Linked DNA regions of Mus musculus: all the other regions are linked to region 1. A link is a loop called in an ENCODE intact Hi-C map of the cell type or tissue named here. Cell type or tissue: heart. All regions are shown on one strand.

Region 1 (8,000 bases):
ATTACAGGTAGTTGTGAACCACCACATGGTTGCTGGGATTTGAACTCAGAGTGTCAGAAGAGTAGTCAGTGCTATTATTACCCACCGAGCCATCTCGCCAGCCCGAGGCAATAAGGTTTTTGAGTTCAAGTCCAAACTGGCCACACCATGAGACACTGTCTAGTGACACAAAACAGGCGCTTGTGAGATGGCTCAGAGGGTAAAAACACCTGCCACAGAAGCATGGTGACCTGAGTTCAATCCCCAAATCCATATAAACATGGAAGGAGAGAACCGACTCCACACAGTTATATAAACATGGAAGGAGAGAACCGACTCCACACAGTTGTCCCCTGACCTATACTTGTCCACAGAACACACACACATACACTAACAACAACAACAACAACAATAACAGTAATAAATAAAAATTTTTAAAATAATGGTCTCTCAGAAGCTAAGGAGACTCTACTATGTCCTTCAGAACCAGGCTGTTTTTATTGAACTGTTGGGATTAATCTCTTCGTGACTGCCAGTAATTAATTACCTAAAAGTCTATGGGGTTTTTTTTTTGTTTTGTTTTGTTTTTTGTTTTTGGTTTTTAGATTGTGGAGATAGAGTAAAATGTATCATTTATCTTGAAACATGAAAAGCTCCAACTTTTCAGATAAGATAATATTTGAAGCTTCAGAAGCCATCTCTGAAAGGAACTCTTTTTGGCATCCCTTTTTATTATATATTCCTGCATACAAACTGTAGCATGTGTGGCTATTTAGTATTCCATTCCTTGTGTTTTTCAACTTCTAGATTGAGGTTATAAGAAACCAATGATGAGTGTAATTTAACATTCACAACGTCATATCTAACACTGATGAGAATATATGTTTTGAATATATTCTTAAATGTATGTTGACATGAAACATGAATAGTTTTACAATATGTCCATGTGTCTGTTGTAGGTACACTGGCTCCTCCTAGTAAGTGAATGCTTATTGCAATGTACTTTTACAGTATGTTAAAATGCAGCTAATTTCATAATATGTGGTGTGTGATATAGGCTACCTTGTCTTTCACTTTTTTCGTAGAAGTGTTAAGTTTTAAAGGTCAAGACAGTAGAAGTTGTTTGTGAGATTGATGTTTATCAAAATAAAATTACACTTTAAAAGCCACGGCTTCTGCTGCATATGGTTCATATCTATCATCTTAGTGGTGAGACAGCAAAGGCAGGAGATTCGAATGGCCATAACTTACAGGCATGGCTGGTATAGACAGAGTTCTAGGCCAGCGGGGGCTTCACAGATCTGTTTCAAAACAGCAACAACACAGCAAAGCAAAAATCTGACTTCCTATAATATGATAAATGTGTTAATTAGTTTGATTATTTCTAGAAGAGGGAGATAGTTCAAACATACATACATCCTGTTAATAGACATGGTTATCAATTTAAAAACTTTTAAAGATTATTTCAGTCTTTAAATACTCTTACATAATTCTTAAAACTCAACACTAGTGAAATGAATATATGTATTTATATATGCATGTATTTTAAAATACTTTGTGTATGGGTTGGAGAGAGAGCTTAACAGTTAAGAGCACAGACTGTTCTTCCAGAGGTCCTGAGTTCAATTCCCAGCAACCACATGGTGGGTCACAACCATCATAAATGGGATCCAATGCCCTCTTCTGGTGTGTCTGAAGACAGCTACAGTGTACTCATATAATAAATCTTTAAAAAAATAATACTTTGTGTGTGTATGTTCATGCAGGTGTGACTGTGTGTGTGTGTTTTTGTGTGTGTGTGTGTGTACGCACACACACATGTCCCCAACAGAGGACAACTAAAGGTGTCATCCTTAAAAACACCATCTACCTCTTTTGAGACAAGGTCTCCTATTGACTTGGGGCTCCTTACATTGGTGTTTTTTATCTGCCAATAGAGGGTCATCAACTGTAACAAACCTATTTACAGGATATTGATAATGGGGGAAGCTGCGCAGATATGAGGTTGGGGATACATAGAGAAGTCTATTATTCCTTCCACTAAGTTTTATTGTGAACCTAAAACTGCTTCAAAAAATAAAAGTTTGTATTTTTGGTTTTTGTTTTGTTTTGGCTAACAACTCAATCAACTGGGCAGAGATATGAGAAGAACTTAAGAGAACAGGAAATAAAATTGAATCTTAAGTATAAATCTACCTAGTTTTATTCATAATTATTACATGTTAATAAATTGGTCAGTATGTATGTATTGTGTATGTATGTATTGTGATTGTTTGTATGTATGTATAACACAAAACTCCAATATGTTATTTGATGCCAAATAACATATTGCTATGAAATAATTAAAAGTAAAGTTTTTTGCTTGTTTTGTTTTGTTTCTGAGACAGAATCTCTCCACACAACCGTTGATGTCTTGGAACTCACTATGTAAACTAGGCTAGCCTCAAACTCACAGAGATCTGCCTACCTCTACCTCCTAAGTGCTGCGATTGAAGGCATATGCCACCATGCTCAGCGAAGGCAAAAAGTGTTTAGTGTGCTTAGTGAGTATATCATATATAATATATCAGTATATTTGGGGCTTGGTTTTGAGACAAGATCTTGCTATGTTTCTCAAGTTGACCATGAACTCTTGGACACAGGTAATCCGCCTTCTCCCTCTTTCTAAATAGCTGGAACTATAGGCATAAATGGGATCCAACCACATCAGGCCTATAAGGTATTTGTAATACAAACCATGTTGACAAGGCCAGTTGGTATATTAAAAGCTGAAGTATACAGAATTCGATGCAATTTGTCTCCATCTACCTATATATTGTTAGGTAGGGTGAAACAAGAATGTTATTTATTTCTCTCATGTGTAAAAATCTGCACATAAGCAATTCAGGCTGAGAAGGTCAGGGAGTAGATTTTTTTTTTTTTTGTACTGTTACTACACCATCCTAAGTTTATGTCTTCTGTCTGAAAGATCCCCATAGTTCACCAGAATATACCTTTTCCCCTCAAGACCCAACTTGGAAATTGTATATTTCACTTTTGCTCTCAGCCTACTGGTCAAAACTCAAGGGCAAAGTTAACTGCAAGAATAGCAAGAAAATCTATCCTTCCTTCTTTCCTCTTCTCGTCTCTTCCTTCTTTTGTCCTATTTCTGTTAATCTCTTTCTGGTACCAGTGTGTCTAAGCTTCACACCCAAGCCCAGAAATGTAGCCTTTCTCATAAATGGCTTTGGCCTTGTATACTTCAGTGGTTATAACTTATCTCTTCTCCCCCTTCTTCCTCCCCAAAGAATGAATTTCAAGTGAAACCAACTGTGTATGCCCTGATATATGCACAGAAAAAAAAATACATGAAAACCTGGTAATAGCATTTGTCTCCAGGACAAGGCTGTAGTAGTTGGGGACATGGGTGGGAGAAGAATGTTTCACTTAATATGCTTTTGTACATTTATAACTTTTTCCATATGGATGTATTAACTAGCCACACATTTTGAACAAAGCAAATACTAGCAAATTATGTGCTTAGTAAACCTGCTGCCTGGTTCACTGATGAGGAATTTGCTTGTTTTCCTTCAGCCCCCTCAAAGAGGGTTATAGATAGATGTGGTGTGAAACACAGGCCACATGAACTGGAAAATCCATATGGTTTGAGGAGCCTGAAAAACCCTGTGGGCAGCATGAGCAGAGGGCTGGAAAAGAACACAAATCCAGATAAGGGCCTGGGAGAGCCAGGCTTCCTGAGCTGGCAGATCCAGCTGGCCCTGGCCACTCTTCCAGACCATGCTTAGCTTTAACTCATTAGAGAGACAGGAGGCTGGTTCTGCTTCCAGGTGCCTGCCACACATGCAGCTCGAGCAGAATAGAGGTGGGGAATGCTGCAGTTCTTCAGGCAGGGCAGGGGCACTGAGAGAGGGTGTGGAAACTGAGGCACAGACAGCTCCTAAGGCAAAGGGCACCACTTGCCCTTTGAGCTGGGAGTCTTTTAAGTCTCTGCCAGGCAGAGGCCAGACTCTCCTTATCTGACTTTTGTTCCTTTTCCAGCTTTTGTGGATCAAGGGAACCTTGAGGCAAACTTCTGGGGTGTATGGGTGGGGCCTAGGAGGCCCTTGTGCAAGAGGACATCTGATACCCTGCCCCACTGGGTTGTGGAGAGATCATAGAAATGATGCTCTTCTCCTCAGTCAGTCTTCCAGCATCCTCAAAGGGTGTCCATGGGGTTCTGTGCACACCGAGTGACTCGCTACCTCCACATTTTGTCTAACCTCCAATGAGAGAAAAAAGAAACAGTTCACAGCCCTCTAGATATCCACAAATTACTTCTACAATTAATAAATCAGGATTTTATACTTTTAACTCAATAGATATCCCCAACCTCTTAAACATGAAATGCAATCATCTGCCCGGTAATGACTTAGAGTCTTATAAATGTCCCAAGCACCTTTAAATGTTGAAAATAACAGCATAATCATTGCAAGATTGTATCAACGGACTCACCAAATCTGCTTACAGTGCTGGTATGCACAGTGCTGAATAGGCTTTGTTATGCCTTGCCATTAGCAATCCTAGGAGCAGGAGAGACAGGCCGGATAGATATACCCATGTGTTGTCCATCACTGCCCTCTACTGGGTACAGCTAAGCCCCACCCACTTAGACTGTCCATGTTCTTCAGTGTCAGGGCTGCTTCTCTACATTTGTAGCCTTTTACTGGAACTATTTTACAAGACCCCAGGTAAATTGCCGCATAAAAAACCAAAATTGGTAGCTGGCTCAATGGTTTACTAGGCAAAAGTGTTTTCCATACAACCCTGATGACTTGAGTTTGATCCCAAGAACCCATATAAAAAGCCGGATACAATAATGAACATCTTAACCCAGCACTGGTATAGCAAGATGGGAGATGGGAATCTGGAGACCCTTCAGAGCTCATGGGTCAGCTAGTCTGGAGGATGAAGTATGGTAGGAACAAGAAAGACACGGGCCTGTGGGGGCGGGGAGGGGGTGAGTTAAAAATCAGCTCCTCTAGAAAAACAAAAAACAAACAAACAAAAGATCAGCTCCTAACATTGTCCTCTCACCACCACACCAGCACCCAAGGGTGCATGTAAACACTATTACTACATTCTGAAGAGCAACTAGAGCACTGATGGGATGGTATGCTGGTTTGTTTTTATGTAAAGTTCTAAATCTTGGCTGTAGGACAGTGAACATCTTTGATGCTTTTCAAAGCTGATCCACATTGTTACTTTATAGTCATCAATGCTGAGGGCCATTTGAGCAGTTGCTGAAAATACTGTCCTAGACACAAGCCAAAACCCATCTAATGATTCCTTTTATGAAATTCAAGCCACTAAACTCAAACAACAGTTCTTAAAGTCAATCACTGAATGTCCTGTCACAGGGTAACTCTATTCAATCTTCTTATTTATGTATATGTATATATTTTAGGATGCTTCTCCAGTAGTAGGTTTCCATATTGAAATGTACTTAATATTAATTAACTGTCTCTGAATGCCCTCCTCTACCCTGACGCCCACCTTGACTCCATTAAACCTTTCCTGTTCCATGATTCACATTTTCCCTGTTATATCACTGCATGCTGTCTCGTGTCCCCTGAAAGACACCCTATGACCCCTTACTAGCTTCCTGATCTCTGAGATTATTCCAAATGAAACACACATATTAAAAAATTCAAGGTCTGCATTCATATCACAAACATGTAATATTTTGTCTTTCTGCATCCAAGTTCCCTCACTCAGGATGACTCTTTCCAGCCCCATCCGTTTAGCTGCAAATTTGATAATTTCATTTCTCTTTTCTCTTCTATAAGTTTAGAATTCTTTGAGAATTTCATACAAGGTATTTTGATTATATCCATCCCCAACTTTCCCCTTTAATTCCCCAGTTTCCTCTACTCTCCCAATTTTGTGCCATGTGTTTATAAAACTAATGACCCATTCCTCTGCTATGTACTATAGGCCAGCAAATAAGATGTCCAGGTCCAGGAGTAGGGAGCTTCCTTTGGAGATTTTGGCCAGTGGCATCCCAAAGACCCTCCCCACCTCCCAGGCATTACAGACTATTGTCCTTGCTCTTGACAATCTTGACCAAACTTCAAGTCAGACCAGAACTTGACAATAAGACCCTGTTGCTGAAGACACCATACACTTGAGTCACAGAATGCAGAGACATCAATCCGGTACTGACCTGGGAGCTTCATCCCCAACTGCTTAGCTTTCATAGTGCCGGAATGTACACTGCACACTATCAGAGGAGAAAGGTAATTGTCAGTCTTACCCAGCCATGGATCCCATGAGATACAGTGATGTCTGACCTGGCAGGGTGGTGCCCGCCAGAGCGATAGCAACACAGCTGTTATAGAAGTAATCAAACACTCTCTGTTTGGCTTTTTAAGGCCCAAGCTATGGTATACTTCCTCCAGCAAGGCCACACCTCTTACACCTGCCCAAACTGCTCCACCAACTGGGGAACACAGGTTCAATAGCTGGAGACTCTGCAGTGCATCTCATTCAGACCACCAGAGACCATGTCTCAAAGAATGGAATACAGTGGAATACAGTTGACAGCAATTGAGGAAGACACTGAATGTTGACCTCTAGCCTGCATGCACGCCCGCGCACGCACACACACACATACACACATACACACACACACACACACACACACACACACACACGGTTCTGTTACACGTTCTTCACTCTGGTTACAGTGAATGGAACTGTAATGATGGAAGTAGTGACTCCTACCTATAATTGTAGCTCTTGGGTCACTCAAGCAATAGATTGATACAAGTTTGAGGCCAGCCTGGGCTACAATTTGATTCCTGCCCCTCACCCCTAACAAGAACAGTTTGTCCAAGAAGGAACACATATGCTGCTGGCTGGCCCGAGTGACCAGCATATATTTTAAGAGGCCTTTTTAAAATTAGATATTCTCTTTATATACATTTCAAATGCTATCCAGAAAGTTCCCTATACCCTCCCCCTGCCCTGCTCCCCTCCCCACCCACTCCCACTTCTTGGCCCTGGCATTCCCCTGTACTGGGGCATATAAAGTTTGCAATACCAAGGGGCCTCTCTTCCCAGTGATGGCTGACTAGGCCATCTTCTGCTACATATGCAGCTAGAGATACGAGCTCTGGGGGTACCTCATAGGTACCCCCATGGGTAGTTCATATTGTTGTTCTACGTATAGGGTGGCAGATCCCTTCAGCTCCTTGGGTACTTTCTCTAGCTCCTCCATTGGGGCCCTGTGCTCCATCCTATAGATGACTGTGAGCATCCACTTCTGTGTTTGCCAGGCACTGGCATAGCCTCATACGAGACAGCTATACCAAGGGCCATTCAGCAAAATCTTTCTGGCATATGAAATAGTGTCTGGGTTTGGTGGCTGATTATGGGATAGATCCCCCTAAGAGCAGGGACCAGAGACCAATGACCCACCTAGGAAGCAATGGGCAAATCTGGCATGATCTTGAGTGAGAATGTAGCCAGAAACTGCTGGGGTAGTAAAAACAGAGACCAGCAATGGGGAGTGGGTGACATGGGACAGTGCTAGACACAGCCCTTGCTGTGGGGCTGTTCCAGAAGGCTTCCTACCTCCCCGAGACCTGGGCACAGGGAACACAGAAAGGTGACAGCATGTGAGGAGACCAAGCATTCAGGAAGCAAACTGTTCCAGAGGTGGGTGTGCAGGAAGGAAGGGAGGCAGGAGGCGGTGGAGAAAGAAATGAGGCTACAAGGCCTCACTGACCTTATAAGCTGCTGGGAAATGAGGCTTTGTAACGTTGCCCCAACAGCCTGTGAGTGGATATAGATAGGAGGCAATGGTGGTGACTGGAGCAGAGTCTGGCTGGATTGCTTCCTTCTTCCACCACAATTCAAAGTGAGTTACCGAATTCAAACTCTAGGTCTTATTTATGCAGCCATTACCTGGAAGATGTTGGCCCTGGGTCACGAAGTATGAGGAGACCTGCCGTCAGAATGTGTTTGCTACAGCCCATTCT
Region 2 (8,000 bases), 190 kb after region 1:
AGTCAGTATAAATCAGGGATGGAAGCCCCTGCCCTTTGCCTATATTCTTCTTGTTTGGGACTATTGCTTCATTTTACAGTCTATAGATCTGTGTACTGTCTGGCCAGTGTCTAGTTTCTCTGTTGCTGGACATTTCCTGCAATTTTGTAAACCTCCTACCCTGTTCTGGGTGCTGGGAATACAGGGACCAGTCAGCTGCCGGCAGCATTGGTGGGTCTCCAGGGTCCACATGAGGCCATTGTGTAAGAGCTCTGCCCTCCCCCAAACCTCTTTTAGCAACACTGCTGCCAATTTCTGGCTGTCAGCAGTTCACACCTGCTGCTCTTCCTCCAAGGACTGGTCTTCGGGCAGTTGGACTTAATGTTTCCACCCTTCATCCCTAACCACACTGCCTATCAAGTCATGCTGACTATGGGCTATGGAATCGAAGTTAGTTGCCTTGAGTTGGGCCACTTCTGATCTGCAGAACTGTCTATAGTTACCCTCCAGAGTTTCTTTGAAGTGGAATGTGCCACCCTGAAGCTGTCTTCTGCCCTCTTGTCTGGGATCTGTCCCTCACTGGCTATGCCTTCTTCTGTTCCCCTTTCCTTCTTGCTTACAGGTCTGCCCTGGGAATACTTTACAAATCAATCATGAACGATTCTTCTCTGAAGGTCAGATTTTGCAAAGTCTTTATAAGGTAGTCATAAGATGCTGGTGAAGACAGTGCAAAACATGACGATGCAGGTTTAGGGTTCTATGGGTAGTTTCTAGGGCTGTATGTTTGCTTGTGTGTATGTATGACTTGTGGTGGTCCATATGCTAAAGGCTTCATGTGGCTACTAGTGTAGCTGAATGTGGGGGCAGAGGTGTGATCTCTGGGCTGCTTTGTCCTGAAATCTTAGCTGTGATTCTGTTTTTCATGATTTTTATCTTTGACAGATAATCTTGCCAACTTGATGGAATTGAAAAATTAAAATATGAGTATCTTTTTTTCTTTTTTCTTTTGGTTTTCCAAGACAGGATTTCTCTGTGTAGTCCTGGCTATCCTGGAACTCACTCTGTAGACCAGGCTGGCCTCAAACTCAGAAATCTGCCTGCCTCTGCCTCCCAAGTGCTGGGATTAAAGGCATGCACCACCACTGCCTGGTCCTGTGAGTATGCTTTTAAAGAGGCTTGTAGGTTAGGTTAGTTGAGGTCGCAGTATCTACCCTCAATTGGGTGATACAATCCCGTTGACTATACACTGAACAAAAAGGTAAACCCGAGCTGATTGCTATTCCTCTGCTACCCCAGGGTACTATGTGACCAGTTGCTGCAAGCTCCCGCTGTTTAGCCTTGTCTACCATGATGGGCAATATCTTCAAACTGTGAGCCTTCCGTCAGTTGCTTTTTGTAGCAGGCATGGTAGTCTTTGTGCTCATAGATAAGCACTTGGGGAACCTGGCATGTTAGCACACAGAGTTGTTCCCCCAAGGAAGGAATACAATACCTGCTATCTGCCCAGAAGGCAGGTTCTGGATGAAGTCTAACCTGGTGACTTTTGCACTATCTGTGTGGCAGAAGATCACAGTATACCCTTCCTCAGGCCCTTATCATAAGCTTGTTTTTTTCACCCAGTCGGTAGTACCTATCTCTATAGAAGCTGTCACATGCAGTCAATCTATAGAACTCATCATTATGGAAGGTGCCACATGTCATTTACAAAGAGCTTCAGTGTAGTCATGCTCAATTTTTATCTAGTTTACTTTATTCCTCAAAGTGATTTATGTATGCTTTATTGTACATACAGGATTGAGTTAACTATCACTAGAAAGTTTTCACCAAATTGTGTTGTGCTTAAAATACCAAAAATACAAATAGTTGGAGTCAGACCACAGAAGTATGAGCCAACTCTGGCTACTGACTCATGTTGAATCAAGCTTCCTTCTCGCCTCCTGTAGATCATCGCTCTGCTGGCTGTGGAGGTCACAGAGACTCTGCATCTTTTGTCATGTGTGTTGTTGCAGCAATAAGACAAATAGCTAATACACTACACACTTGTATAGATATTTCTGCAGCCTTCTGGTGGTCCTATCATCTTCTGCAATCTGAGCTCTGGTCACAAGTTTGTGGGACACTGAAGAAAAACAAAGGAAAGAGATGGCCATGTGGTCAGGTCTAGATGTGTGTGAATGCTTATGAAGCAGAAGGAGTTTGGGTTTAATAAAGACAGGGCCAGGAATAAGTTAGACCTACCTGGCCAGAAGCCAGGGTGGAGGGGTCTAGAGGGACTTCCAGTTACTCTGTCTCAGGATACAGCTCAGATAAGGAGACAGATCTTCTACCCTTCATGACCTAAAGTCTTTAATGATAGAACAAGTTGCCATCTGTTTCATTTTTAAATGGACATTTATATATCAGCTTCTGCTTCTAATGTCCAGAGCTGACAGCAAAGAAGAGCGTCAGCGTGTCTTAAATTCTAACCTTTCTTATTTAAGAGACACCAAGAAAAAGAATGACAACTTTTGAGCTTCTCTACACGTTCTCTTTTTTCTTTTTTGTAAATTTAAGGATATAGATATTTCTTTTGTATTTATGAGAACTCTGTTCTCATGCACAACAGAAGAGGGCATCAGATCTCATTGCAGATGGTTGTGAGCCATTATGTGGTTTGCTGGGAATTGAACTCAGGTCCTCTGGAAGAGCAGACAGTTCTCTTAACCCCTGGACCATCTCTCCAGAGATTCTTCCCATGAATTTCTACGTATTCTATGCAGACATACACACTGTAATCACTATGCTGCATTACAGATGAGGAAACTGAGGCTACAATAACCTGGGAAAATTGCTGGGTTACAGAGAGATGATTCCAGAATGTGAACATAGCCCCTCTGCGCTGTACAGCACCATGTTTCCCCCTTTGTGATCACAGGACATTTTACCTGCGGGTCACGTTCTGGTGTCTGCTCAGAGTACATGTGAAATACAGCTCACCTCCAGTGTGGCCATGAGGCATCAATCTTAGTTCTTTTGTGTCTTTCCAGCTTGGCTATGAGAGAACAAACACATTCATCAGGGTCGACCGAGACCACGATTAAGTGAACTGACTGTGAGCCTTGGGTTTACAGATGTAGGTGGGTCTGACCTTGGCAGCAAGGGGGCTCGTAAATGAAACTATGACATCCATAACTTCGAGATGCTGTGATTTACATCGCCGTGTAAATGAGAACCCTTTAGCTATACTGTGTGTAGGCTGCAAATTGTTGAAGACACTAACCTCCTGGATTGAAATCAGTGCGGTGATAAGGGCTACCTGCCTGATCACTATGTGCCAGAAGCACCAGAGATGTTTACGTGTCATCTCTACATGCCACACAAGAGCACAGTGAAGTACATGTTGATATGCTTGTTTTAAATATATAGAGTTCAAGGATGGAGATCCTTTTGATGGGTTTTCATAGCTGGTAAATAAAAATATTGACACTTAAGCATTTGGATTTGGTACTGAAGTCTGTGTACTTCCACATCGATTGTTTGCTACTCAGAATATAATCCCTTATGGGTAGCACCACCTAGGAGCTTGTGAGAAATTCAGGATTCCAGGTTGTACCCTACTAGTTGATGGGCATCTGCATCTTAACAAGGATTCCAAGTGATGCTTGGGCATACAGAATTTCAATGCACTGGTCTGAGTTACATTATCTCAATTTCTTTTTTTTCGAGGTCTTGATTCAATCTTGATTGCCACTGAGCATGCCTGTTCTAAGTTCTCCTGGTGGAGAATTCTCCCAGTTTTCTTAGATATTCATCACAGACCACAGAAACTGCCAGACCTGTGATACTTTATGTGGCCAGAAGGTGGCACTGGTGGAATCTCTCCCAGCATCTATGGAGATCTCCTTATAGCAGCAAAGGCAGAAAGCTCAGACCTGGGTCACAGGGAGGGTGCAATACATGGATTAAAAATGTCACTGGTCCAATTTGAGACCCATTCCACTGACAAGCACCAATCCCTAATACTATTAATGATATTCTGTTATGCTTGCAGACAGGAGTATGTTGTCCTCTGCAAGATTCACCCAACAGCTGACTCAGACAGATGCAGACACCCACAGACAAACAGTGGATAGAGCTTGGTAACTCTTATGGAAGAATAGGAATAAGGATTGCAGGTCCTGAAGGGGATAGGAACTCCATAGGAAGAGCAACAAAGTCAACTAACCTGGACCCTTGGGGCTCTAAGAGTCTGAACCACCAACCAAAGAACATACATGGGGTGGACCTAGGGCTCCCTGCTCATATGTAGCAGATGTACAGCTTGACCTTCATGCGAATCCTGAACAATTGGAATGGGGACCATCCCAAAAGCTGTTGCGGGTTGGTGCATTGTGTTCTACTAGCTGAGCTGCTTTGTCTGGCCTCAGTGGGAGAGGAAACAGAGAATTGAAGTGTCAGGGTGGAGGGCATACCCAGGAGATCCTCCACCCATTCAGAGGAGAAAAGGAGCGGGTGGGTGGAAGAAGTATTGTGAGAGGGGGTGTCAGTGAGGGGGCAGTGAACGGGATGTAAAATGAATAAGTAAAAACAACAACAAAAAATCAAAACCAAAACAAACACTCAACCACCACCACCACCACCACCACCAAAACGTCACTATGGGGGCTTTGTAGCACTATGGCAAAGAGGAAAGGGGATTTTTGTCAATGTCTGTGTTTCCTAGGAAGTGGTGTAAATAGTTTCAGCAGAAAACCAAACCAAACATGGTGCACCGCTGCTGAGCTGCAGTCTTGTAGCTTGTCCTCAGGCTCAGGAGGAAAGGCAGCATGGGGCCTGGCTACTAATGCTTACTTTGCTGCTTATTCCATCAGAACTTTGGGTCCTGGGTTCGTATCCTGCCTTTGAGAAATCAAGAATGCAAGGTCATAATATAATGTTAAGGAGCAACATTCCAATAAGTCAAAATTAAGGAAATCCCTTTGTTACACTGTGCACAGATCACCATGCCCAAACTCATCTAGTTAATGACTTGCATTATTTCTAACTTTATAATGTATATAAAAGTGAATATGGGGGGCACAAAGATGGCTCAGTCAAGAAGTACTTGTACATCATGAGGATATGAGTTTGATGTCCAGTACCCAAGTTTAAAAAGACAAGCAAACAAATAAACAACCCCCCAAATGGTGTGAAACAGCATATGCATGTAATTGTAGCAATGGGAAAGTGGAGACAGGAGGGTCACTGGAGCTCACTGGCATGGCAGCCTAGTGGAAATGGATGGCTTCAGGCCAATGACAGACCATGTCTCAAAAATAACACGGAGAACAGTTGAGGAAGACATCTGATACGAACCCTCACACATGCACCGATGCACACACATGTGTACACACATGAACACTCAGACAAAGATACAAAAGAGTGAGTATATAAAACAGAAAAGAAAATCATGAAATAAAACATCCAAAAGAATTCCCTAAACCCCAAAATTCTGGTGCATAAATGATACCTTTACTAAATAACTGCCTAACACATTCCTATAGGATTTCCATCTTTCTTTTCTGCTAGTTCTGAGACAGGTTCTCTGTAGCTCTGGCTGTCCTAGAACTTACTATGTGAACAAGGCTGTCTCCAACTCCCAGAGATCCACTTGTCCTTGCCACGCCCCCCAAATGTTGGGATTAAAGGTGTGTGCCACTACACCACGTCTGGGTCTCCATCTTTCTACATTTCTCTTTTGGAATTCATATGCTTTGGTGATCTTTCCATATTAATTGCCATTGAACAATGTTTTCATACAAAGGATTCAAAAAGGTCAGCTTGCTCCTTCTTTAATGTTGATCCCCATTTCTGCCTGTCTTATTTTGATAGCTGGGATTTGGAAACTGTAGGTTTTCAAATAGAGTCTCGGTGTTGCTAGCATTGTGAAAGAGTGCTCTTCAAATACTAAACCTGCACCACTGTGTTTCATCCTGGTCCCACCAACAGAGCACAACCATGGTGTGTCTGTAACTCTATGGTCTGTATTATTGAGTAAATTCTTGAAAGAACTCCCATTTCAACTAAAGGTCAGAGAAAATTCTGGCTGCTGCCATTAATTGTATATATTTTATAACTTGAAGGATTTCCCTGAGGTAAACATCATGTGTTTCAAACCTTCTGATTCCTTCAGCCCCCACCCTCATTGAATTCTGGGGGCAGCTACACATGAGCATGCTCCTAGGGAGACAGAACTGGTAGCCCTTTACAGCCACAACAGGTCGTCACAGGAGCCAGAGTCTATTGTGTATTATTATGCGGGTACTATTCCCACTGCATCTCCTTTGTCTTCTAGCTCTGTCTAAAGCAGGGCTGTCCATTGCTGCACAAGGACTCTGAACTGCAGGGGGCAGCACAAGCTATGAGCAAAGGCCGAGCAAGGCTCTAGAGGACCCTAGTAAGGATGATGGGTAAGCTTTCACAGCATACATTTTTCCCACTTCTCCTGAGCTGATTAAAAAACATCAACCAGTGTTACTTGTGTTCTTTGTTTTAATGACTACTTTCCCCACCATAATCCTGACCCCTGGAATATTCTCAAGTGGGGTTGGAACAGGTAAACTGTGCGTTTCCCTTTCACTTCTAAAGTGAAGGTTTATTCATTCAGAGAAGCATGGATCAGCTAGGTATGACCTCTGGCTGGTGCTGATTTTCTGCCCCTGTTCTTCCCCTGATTTTCGAACTGGGCTCCCTTATGAGGATGTATCAAGTCAGATGCAGAGTAAGGTTGGTTGAGAGAATGCAATTTCTCCAACCAGAAGCCATTCAGGAGCTCTACAGTGAAAATCCAAAGGGTGTTTTTGTAGGGCAAACATGGATGTGAAGTGAAGGAAGTAGCTGATTGGTCACATTCCACAGCTGGCATGTCTGTCTAGCCCACTGGACTATTCTTAGTTAATTATACCTTTGCTAACGGATTCTGATTGATTGGGCTCAAGTTCTGTTTTCTCTAATAGGGATTTACAAGAAATAGTCCAAGACTTTGCTTGCACATGCAAATCAAGCAGTTAAAGTTGCTTTGGGGAGTATGTTAGTCATCTCTCCAGCATGGTAACAAATAACAGAGATAATTAACTGCATAGGAAAAGGCTTATAGTGGCTGGGATTTAGAGCTTTTAGATGTCTCTGATAGTCGTGCTGGAGCATGTCCGGTCTAGAGAGCATGACAAAATACTACCTGTCCCCTAGGAATGGATGTGAAAGGAAAATGAGAAGAAATCAGCCTCACCATGCCTTTCCAGGACACATCCCAAATAACTCTAAGGTTTCCTGCTAGTCCTTATCTCACAAAGGTTCATCCATTTTCCAATGCTTCCACACTGGGTAGGGGGGTAGTATTTACCCTTTAGCCTTTGGAGGCAGTTTTAAAGATGAACTCTAGTAGGGATGATTAGCTTTGCTAGTTAGACACTCTTTGGCTTTGCTCTCTCTTTTAATTTACTTTAACAACTTTATAGGGCCAATGACCCAAGTTTTTCAGGTAGTAAGTGACATACAAATAAGACTGCACATATGTGTGTGTGTGTGCGTGCATGTGTGTGCGCGCATATTGGTATTGTGTACATGTATATGCTTAGGTGCATGCATGTATGTGCATGTATGGGTTGGTATTGTAAGTATGTGTGTATGTGTGGGTGTTTGCATGTGTGTGTGGTTGTTATGTGCATGTGTATTTGTATACATGTGTGTGTGTGTAAATATGTGTGTGTGCATGTGTCTTGTGGCAGGAACTTTTAGATTAAAAGAAATGTGAAAGGAAGGTACAATATGCAAATTGGGTCTCTTTTTTTCCATTTTTTATTAGGTATTTAGCTCATTTACATTTCCAATGCTATACCAAAAGTCCCCCATACCCACCCACCCCCACTCCGCTACCCACCCACTCCACCTTTTTGGCCCTGGCGTTCCCCTGTACTGGGGCATATAAAGTTTGCGTGTCCAATGGGCCTCTCTTTCCAGTGATGGCTGACTAGGCCATCTTTTGATACATATGCAGCTAGAGT
Region 3 (8,000 bases), 53 kb before region 1:
GAAAAGCCAGACAATCGAGTAAGTTAGTCAGGGTTCTCTAGAGGAAGAGAAAGGGGATCTAATAGTATGGAGCAATGACCAACTCATGATGGAGAGGCAAAGAAATTAGTGCCTGCCCATTCCAAAAAGGGGAGCACCTCAGAGCAAGGGTGTTCTATTTCTCTTTGTTATAACAAAAGCAAATTGGAGAAGGAAGAGTTTACTTTAACTGGGATTAACTAAAACCCAAAACTATCTGGGCACACTTTTAAGGGATTTTTGCTTAATTAAATCATCTGAGGTGGGAAAGTGGGGAGACCCACTTCTAATCTGGGCCATACCTTCTGGGGGTAGCCTATATAAAGGACATGGAAGAAGGAAGCCCTGCTCTTTGCCTGCTTGCTCTTGCCCTCACTAGCAAGCCCATTCCTTCACTGGCATTAGAGCCTCCTTCTTTGAGATTCCAGTGTATCCTGAAGACCAGTTGAATCATCCAGCCTTGTGAACAACTGGATTCTCGGACCTTCCACTCATTCATATGCAGCCATTGCTGGGTAGGTTATTCTAATAATATATATATATATATATATATATATATATATATATATGATGTATATAATATATATGATATGTATATAATATGACATATTATATATATATGGAGAGAGAGAGAGAGAGATTCATCCTTTAAGTTTTGTTACTCTAGGGAACCCTGATTAATACATTTATACATCAAGATATATGCACAAGGTTATTCACCAAAATAGCCTCATCTGTGGACTGAGATAATTTAAATATCTATCAGGAACTGGAATGAGGAACTGCAAATAAAATAAAATAAAATAAAAACCTTATATGTATGGTGGTGGGAGGGAGCAGATATGGAAGGCAGTGAGAGAGAAAATGGATTGGGTTATCTTCTTGAAAACTTTATTTCATTGGGTTCGGCATTTAAATAAAGCCCTGTTGTATAACAGTTCCTTCTGAGACTGAAATATTCCAACCTGCAGAAAGCTCCTGAAACGGAAAGGTAAATAACTGAAAATAGCTCAGGAAGTCCATGAAACTGACTTCACTAGGTCCCTCCCTGCCAGAGTAACAATAAAAACTGAGAGTCCCTCTCAGATGAGCAGAAGCTGGGCTACAATAGAAGACCCTCAGATAATCCAAGCTGCAAAGAAGATGCTGAGACCATACCAGCTGTCTGGAAAAAGCAAAACGAAGCTGAGCTACCAAGAAGAGACTTAGACCAACTGGAAAGAACACGCTCTGACCTGTTGAGCTGCCTATAGGCTGTGCAGTGTGCTCAAGGTTTTAGGCTTTTGAGCTGTCACCTGTGCTGGGGTAGGCTTGTGTGATACATCTACCTTTGAGTCATTTCTGCTCCTATAAGTCATGCCTCTCACCCATAGTCCTGTAAGTAACACCAGTAAAACTCATTAGTTCACCAAGTTGGACATTGCTGGTATCTGTACTTGGGTCTGTTGTGGGTTCCCTATCTGGTGTGCGTAGATGTGTGTTGAGTCTCCTCAGAAAGTTTTGTCATCAAACAATTCCTTTTCTTTCAAATACCCGAGGGAGAAGGAAAAAATCAGGCTTAACTGGAGGAGGTGGCTAAGAACAGCTCCAGTTACCTCTTTTTACCACGAGGGGGCAGCATAGAGCCAAGAGCCGCAAGTGAGGAGGTGCTACTGGCCTGAGGACCATCTCCTGTAAACATTTCAGGTTTCATAATTAGTGGATTAAACTCCAGAATCTTGCTTTATACACCAGATTCTGATGTATAGATCTGACTAGCATCTAGAATTTTCTTAAAAGATCTGAACATTTCCTTAAGCAACCTCACAGAACAAGATAAAAAGGCACAGATGAGGACTTAACCGTAAGAGAAGGGATTATATAAAAAATTATTTTGATATGGTACTCACCTTTCTAAAATATTTCAGGTATATAATTAGATTGAACAAAATTCATTATTGAACTATCCCACTATGGATATTATGTAGTTGAAAGAGTGATAATGTAGTAAGTTAGTTGTCCTAACAAATGCATCGTCTAAGGGTGAGCACGTGTGTGTACATGCATGTATGCATTCATGTGTTTATATATACATGCTTGTATGTATATGCATGTGTACATATATATTTAAATGTATGTGTAAAGAACTGTGTAGAAAGATGGCCCTTTGAGTGATAGGATTACTACTAAATTTGTGTTTTATTATGCTTTTCTATGTTGCTTCAAATTCTCTAGCATGATTCTGAGCCCTTTATAAAACTCAAAACATATACACAAAAATTTCATTTGCAGTAAATAATTTTAAGCAAACCTTGTTAATATGCAAATGAGCAACTTTGTGTCTTCATTTTCACCACTGTGGAATCCTATTTATAGTTTAGCTTTGTTGTGACTTGCATGGTGTGGTAGTTTGGACGAGAATGGTCGTTATGTTTGAATGTTTGGTCCCAAGTTGATGGCAGTATTTAGGAAGGACTTGGATGTATGGCCTTGTTGAAGGAAGTGAGTCTCTGGGTTCAGGCTTTGCGGTTTCAGAAGCCCACACCAAGCTCACTCAGTCTCTCTCTCTCTCTCTCTCTCTCTCTCTCTCTCTCTCTCTCTCTCTCTCTCTCTCTCTCTCTCTCTCCTCCTCCTCCTCCTCCTCCTCCTCTCTCTCTCTGTCTCTCCTCCCTTCCTCTTTCCCTTCTTTCCTCCCTGCTTCTGTCTCAGAATTGTGAATGAGCTCTCAGCTACTACCACAGTGCCACATCTGTCTGCCTGTCCCCACGCTCCCTGCTATGATGGTCATGGTCTTACCCTCTGTACTGTAAAGCCCTAATAAACTCTTTCTTCTGTAACTTGCCTTAGTCATGTTGTCTCTCTCTTTATAACAAAAGAGAAGGCCCCAGCACCTGACAATCATGGAGTAACTTCTCTGACGGCATCCCTTTCTGTATTACTCTCAGGCTGTTTGGATTGTGAGGGATCTGCTAGTCCTAGGAACCTCTTCCTCCCCGGGGCAGGGCAAATGTATTAATATTTCACTGTGTGATTTGTTCTCTTTGGACTTTTGAACTTGCTGGTCCTTATCTGGGGTTCAGCAGGCCTTTGGGAGCTTTCTAAAGTCGTTCTACCCACAGTGTAATGGGAAAGCTAGGCTGTGGGAGGGAGATGTGATTCTCTGTCACGTTCTTCCGTTCTTTTTTTATCCACTTAAACAGTGAAAGAACCCACTGAAATGCCCTCATCCTCGGCTTCTCTGACACTTAAATGTTCTGTGAAGGACATGCCTGGGTCACCAAGAATTCCCAAGCTTCTGATGATACCACAGTTCTTACCATCATTCTTGGACTCACGTAATTTTAAGACAGTTCTTGTAGTTACAAGTAGCCAGTGCCCCTCCCCCTCCCCCCTTCCAGTACTTTCTCTGTGGATGAGAGACCAGCTGCTTTACGTTATATAGCCACAGGGTGGCAGCAGTGCTTCATGACTTTAACTTGCCTCTGCCGCAACTAGGAATTTTTTTTTTTTTTTTTTTTTGGTGGTGGTGGTGGGTTTTCTTTGTTTGGTTGGTTAGTTTTTGTTGTTGTTATTGTTTGTTTGGTTGGTTTGGTTTGGCTTCTTCACTTAACAAAACCTACATATATTTATAGTGTACAACATAATGACTTGAAATATGTATACATTGTGGAATGGCTAAATATAGAAATAATTAGCATATTCATTATTGCTCTTCCTTAGTGATTTTCTTATATGCATACCTGATTAACTATAGTTTGCATGCTGGACAGTAGATCTCTTGAACTCATTCTTTCTATCTCATGGAAATAGATCTTTTAACCACTTCGCAAACCAGTCTGCGCGCACGCACACACACACACTCACACATATCCCAAGGATCAACTCAAGAGAAAGGGTAGAAAGCAGTAAGAGCCAGAAGTCAAGAGAAGCCTATATGTTCCAGCGTTGAGGAAGAAGCCCTAGCTAAGTGCTACTGACAGTCATAGCTTCTAGGAGAGGGAGAATCAGCCTTCTTTAGGGCTAAGGGCTCTGGCGGATGATCGATCCCACACTCATGAGTGTAGGCACAGCACAAACTGGACTCAGTGGACTACTAAAACAAACCAAAACAGAAGTAGACATCACATGTGGGATGGGGCTTAGAAGAGTCACAGGGGACTGGAGAATAAATATGATCAAAATGTATTGTATACATGTATGAAATCACAAAGAATAAAGTACTTTTAAAGGCCTAAATAAAAAGTTTCCTTTTGTGTTTTTTTTTTCATGGAAATTTAATTAGCATACAATTTTCTGGGGCGAAAAAAAGCCCTGCTTTGGCTTATATAGGTGTCAATAATTTGCAAGACTGCAAAGCAACGAACAACTCATAAATAGCAGTGATTGTTTACTGAGCACCTATCAAGTTCAACTACTCCTTAAATCTGCTTTATTTGTAACTGCAAAGAAAGATAATGAGTAGAAGGACTATAAAGGAAACAGAGGCCCATGAGGAAGAAGTCATATTATTTTATGTTTGGTTCTGTCTGAATCCCTTTTCTATTTCTATAACAAAAATGCATAAGGCTGCATAATTTATCGAAATTTATGGAGGTTTTTGTTGTTGTCTGATTGGTTGGTTGGTTGGTTGGTTGGTTGGTTGGTTGGTTGGTTGGATGGTTGGTTGGTTGGTTGGTTGGTTGGTTGGTTGGTTGGATGGTTGGTTGGTTGGTTGGTTGGTTGGTTGGTTGGTTGGTTGGTTGGATGGTTGATTGGATGGTTAGTTGGTTGGTTGGTTGGATGGTTGGTTGGTTGGTTGGTTGGATGGTTGGATGGTTGGATGGTTGGTAGTTTTGGTGCTTGATTTTGAAAGCAGAGATGGAAGTTAAAAGAGTGCCGTGATCCTGGCTTCTAACAAGGGCATCATGCTACATGAATTACAACATGGCTGTTGTAAAAAAAAAAAAAAAAAAAAAAAAAAAAAAAAAAAAGAGCAGGCCAAAGACAGAAGACAATGATATATCTTGAACTAACCAGCTGTTGTACAGCACTGTCCTCTGCACAAACTGCCACCAACTTTAAGCTGGTCTGTGCCAGCTTGTAGACTGCTGACTATCCCTCATAGAAGGAGAGAATGGGAGAGTCATTTGAGCCTCACTTGAATATCCATCTGGACTCTCCACCCAGTCATCTGCCCTAATTGCATATGGCCTCTGAGTCTCTGGGGAGAGGCTATAGTAGACTTTTTGAGGGGTCTTCAGGAAGAAGGCCTCAGCTATGAGGCTATCGGGAAAGCTTTTCCAACATGGCTGCCTTGGGGTCAACAAACTCCTGACAGTAAACCTTCACTCATGCTTTGTAAGTAGGCCCAATAAACTCACTGGTTTCCAGGAGGAAGTTTGGTGGAATCTAACTGTGGTTTATCACTGGGGCCTTACAAGGAAGGAATGCAGACATTGCCTAGCCCCCTCTCCCACAAGGAGAAAATTGTCACAGCTCCATTTCTCTTGATTACCAACCCATTTCTTAGCGACAGACATTAATCAGTTTGGGAGTGGTACTTTCATGACCTGATCACCTCCCACTTCTGTTACGTTAAGGACCAAGTTTTCAGCTCATAACCCATGAGGCAACCAACTACATTCAGCCCATGGCCAGGTCTATGATTCATTTTGAATCAACTTTTGATTCTTTTTTATTTCATGTGTTCGTCTGATTATTCTGGCACCATTCATTGGAAAGACTGTCCTTTCTCCTATGAGTCACCTTTGTGCGTTTGTCAAAGATCTGTTGTCTGTACTTGCTTGTCTCTATTTGTAGACTGTTTTCTGCTCCACTGGACTGTGCATATGCACAGCTGTTGTGCCTCAGTTCTAAGCAATGCAAATGTCTAGGAAGTTTTGAGATGCGATCTCAAAAAAAGTTTTGAGAGTGTATCAACACTTATGACTAAACTAGTCATTTAAATTCTTTACGTTTCACATAAACTTTAAATTGAGCTTGTTGACCTCTACAAAATACCATGCTAGGATTTTACTGAGATTTTGTTCCGTCTATAATTCGAGTTGGAAACAATTGGCATATTAGCTACACCGAGTCTTCTAATCCGTGAGTATAGACTAGCTCCCACTAATTCCAGTTGTTTTTGCTTTCCTTCATCACTATCTTCTAGACACTCACAAATAGTCTAATTGGATTGATCTTAGCATTCATCTCATTTGAATGTGTCTGAGAAGTGTGTAGATGAGGTTGGCAGAAAGCTTGGCTGTTATGGTTGGTCAAGACTGTTATCTGTCATAAGAATGCAATGTGGTATGGTTCATTACAGTTCCTTTCTTAATGTTTGATACATATGGAGGCTGCTTTAGGTCAAATTTAATTCAATTGAAAAATTTTAAAAGAATGCATTTTGTTGTTATTGAGTGAAATATTTTATAAACATTAAAAAATCCGATTGATTGATAGTGCTGCCTAGGTGATTGTATATGTACTAACTTCTTCCTATTTGAGTTGTTACTGAGAGAGAGAGAGAGAGAGAGAGAGAGAGAGAAGTTCTACTCTACTTCTGGCTGTTTTTCTATTTGGATCTTACTGCATGTTGTATTATTTGTAGAATCCCTGAAACAGGGTAGTTTGCCAAGGCCAAAGAGTAATTTTTGAGAATTCTGAAGTCTAAAAAGTCCAGGGTCAAGGAGCCTGCCTGCCTCTGGTAAAGCCATTCCCGCTGCCTCCTGTCCTAGTGAGAACAAAAGAGCTAGAAAATGTGTGTTTGGGGACGGGGGCAGGCAAACATTTTTTTTTTTCATCAGAGCCCACTCCTGCAATGACAAAGTTACTTGAAGCTACTCTTGATGAGCAGTGTTCATTCATGAGAGCTCAGCCTTCCTAATTTCATCGCATCTTAAATGTCTCAGCTAAGGCGCAATGGGTATGCCAATGTGGATGGGGGAAAGATTAGTAGGCCCCAACCCTCCACAAAGAATTACAAGCAACTAAGCAAAGCAAGAGTCAGAGAAATCTTCTTACACAGAGAAAACTGGCCATCCAGTTCCAAATGATCAGTCCTGAAAACAAGTAATGAAATACTGTCTGAGCAGGTTGTATTTATGTGTTTTAAACAATATGTATGTATGTATGCACATATGTATTATTTATGTGTTGTAATGTATATCACACACACACACATACACATACACATATATACAGGTCTTAACACCAATTTTTTAAAAAAGCAACCATGAATTTGGAAGAGAGCAATGGGGGAGAGGTGCGTGGGTGGGAGGTTTGGAGGGAGGAAAGTGAAGGGGAAATGATATAATTGAATTTTCAAAAAAATTTTTAAAGTTAAGTTTAAAAGTCTCATCTAGCAACAATATTCTAACGTGAGTTTGAGGGCGTACATTGAAACAGTAACTTTCCACTCTAACCTCCCATCCAAACCCTTCCTGTATGCACTTGTTCTATACAAACTGCTCCAAAGTTCAAAGTTCTAACACCAACTGAGAAGTTCAAAGTGCAAAGTTCCATCTGAATGAGCTCTGATGAGGTTAACGTGACACTCACCTCTTGGGAAAGTTCTCTCCAATCTGAGCTGATTACAGGAACAAAATTGCCAGTGTCAGGGCACACTCCTGAAATCCTGGCACTCAGGAGACACAGAAAGAAGATCATGAGTTCCAGACCAGCCTGGGCTAGGCACCGAGACCCTGCCTCAAAAAAGTTGAGAGAGAGAGAGAGAGAGAGAGAGAGAGAGAGAGGAAGGAAGGAAGGAAGGAAGGAAGGAAGGGAGGGAGGGAGGGAGGGAGGGAGGGAGGGAGGAAGGAAGGAAGGAAGGAAGGAAGGAAGGAAGGAAGGAAGGAAAAAGGGGAAGGGAGGGAAGGAGAGAGAAGGGTGAGGCAGCAGAGGATAGGAGAAAGAAGAAAAGGGATTGACAAATGGCTTCTAGAATATGGCCATAGGACAATAGTTGACAACCCATTCTTAAAAAGGAGAAATAGCAAAGAGAAAATGGGTTACTGCCCAAA

The links. Hi-C counts contacts between places; a loop is a spot of excess contacts. Peaks named below come from ENCODE experiments on the same cell type or tissue, not always from the same donor. Only the 100,000 strongest peaks of a DNase experiment are listed, where the experiment ranks them.
Region 2: a loop joins it to region 1, with 3 times the contacts of the local background. A loop is called at or near these places in 11 of 42 quality-filtered maps.
Region 3: it touches region 1 in a loop (6-fold over the local background); 32 of 42 quality-filtered maps call a loop at or near these places.

The regions. Positions count from the first base shown.
Region 1 is chr14:40,975,772-40,983,771 of GRCm38, reverse strand. Gm31839 (a long non-coding RNA gene) reads right to left here. Exons shown (of 3, transcript XR_874532.1): 2 at 6,182-6,238; 3 at 2,422-4,233. Among named protein-coding and RNA genes, the nearest start is that of Gm31839, 5.4 kb to the right of the region's middle. In heart, a CTCF peak has its summit at 4,604 (motif pointing left); a DNase peak (open chromatin) is centred at 4,591; H3K27ac peaks cover 597 bases.
Region 2 is chr14:40,787,638-40,795,637 of GRCm38, reverse strand. No RefSeq gene overlaps it. Among named protein-coding and RNA genes, the nearest start is that of Sh2d4b, 100 kb to the left of the region's middle. In heart, CTCF peaks have their summits at 3,804 (motif pointing right) and 6,349 (motif pointing right); no DNase peak of the experiment used is centred here.
Region 3 is chr14:41,028,986-41,036,985 of GRCm38, reverse strand. No RefSeq gene overlaps it. Among named protein-coding and RNA genes, the nearest start is that of Prxl2a, 19 kb to the right of the region's middle. In heart, a CTCF peak has its summit at 3,436 (motif pointing right); a DNase peak (open chromatin) is centred at 3,405; H3K27ac peaks cover 299 bases.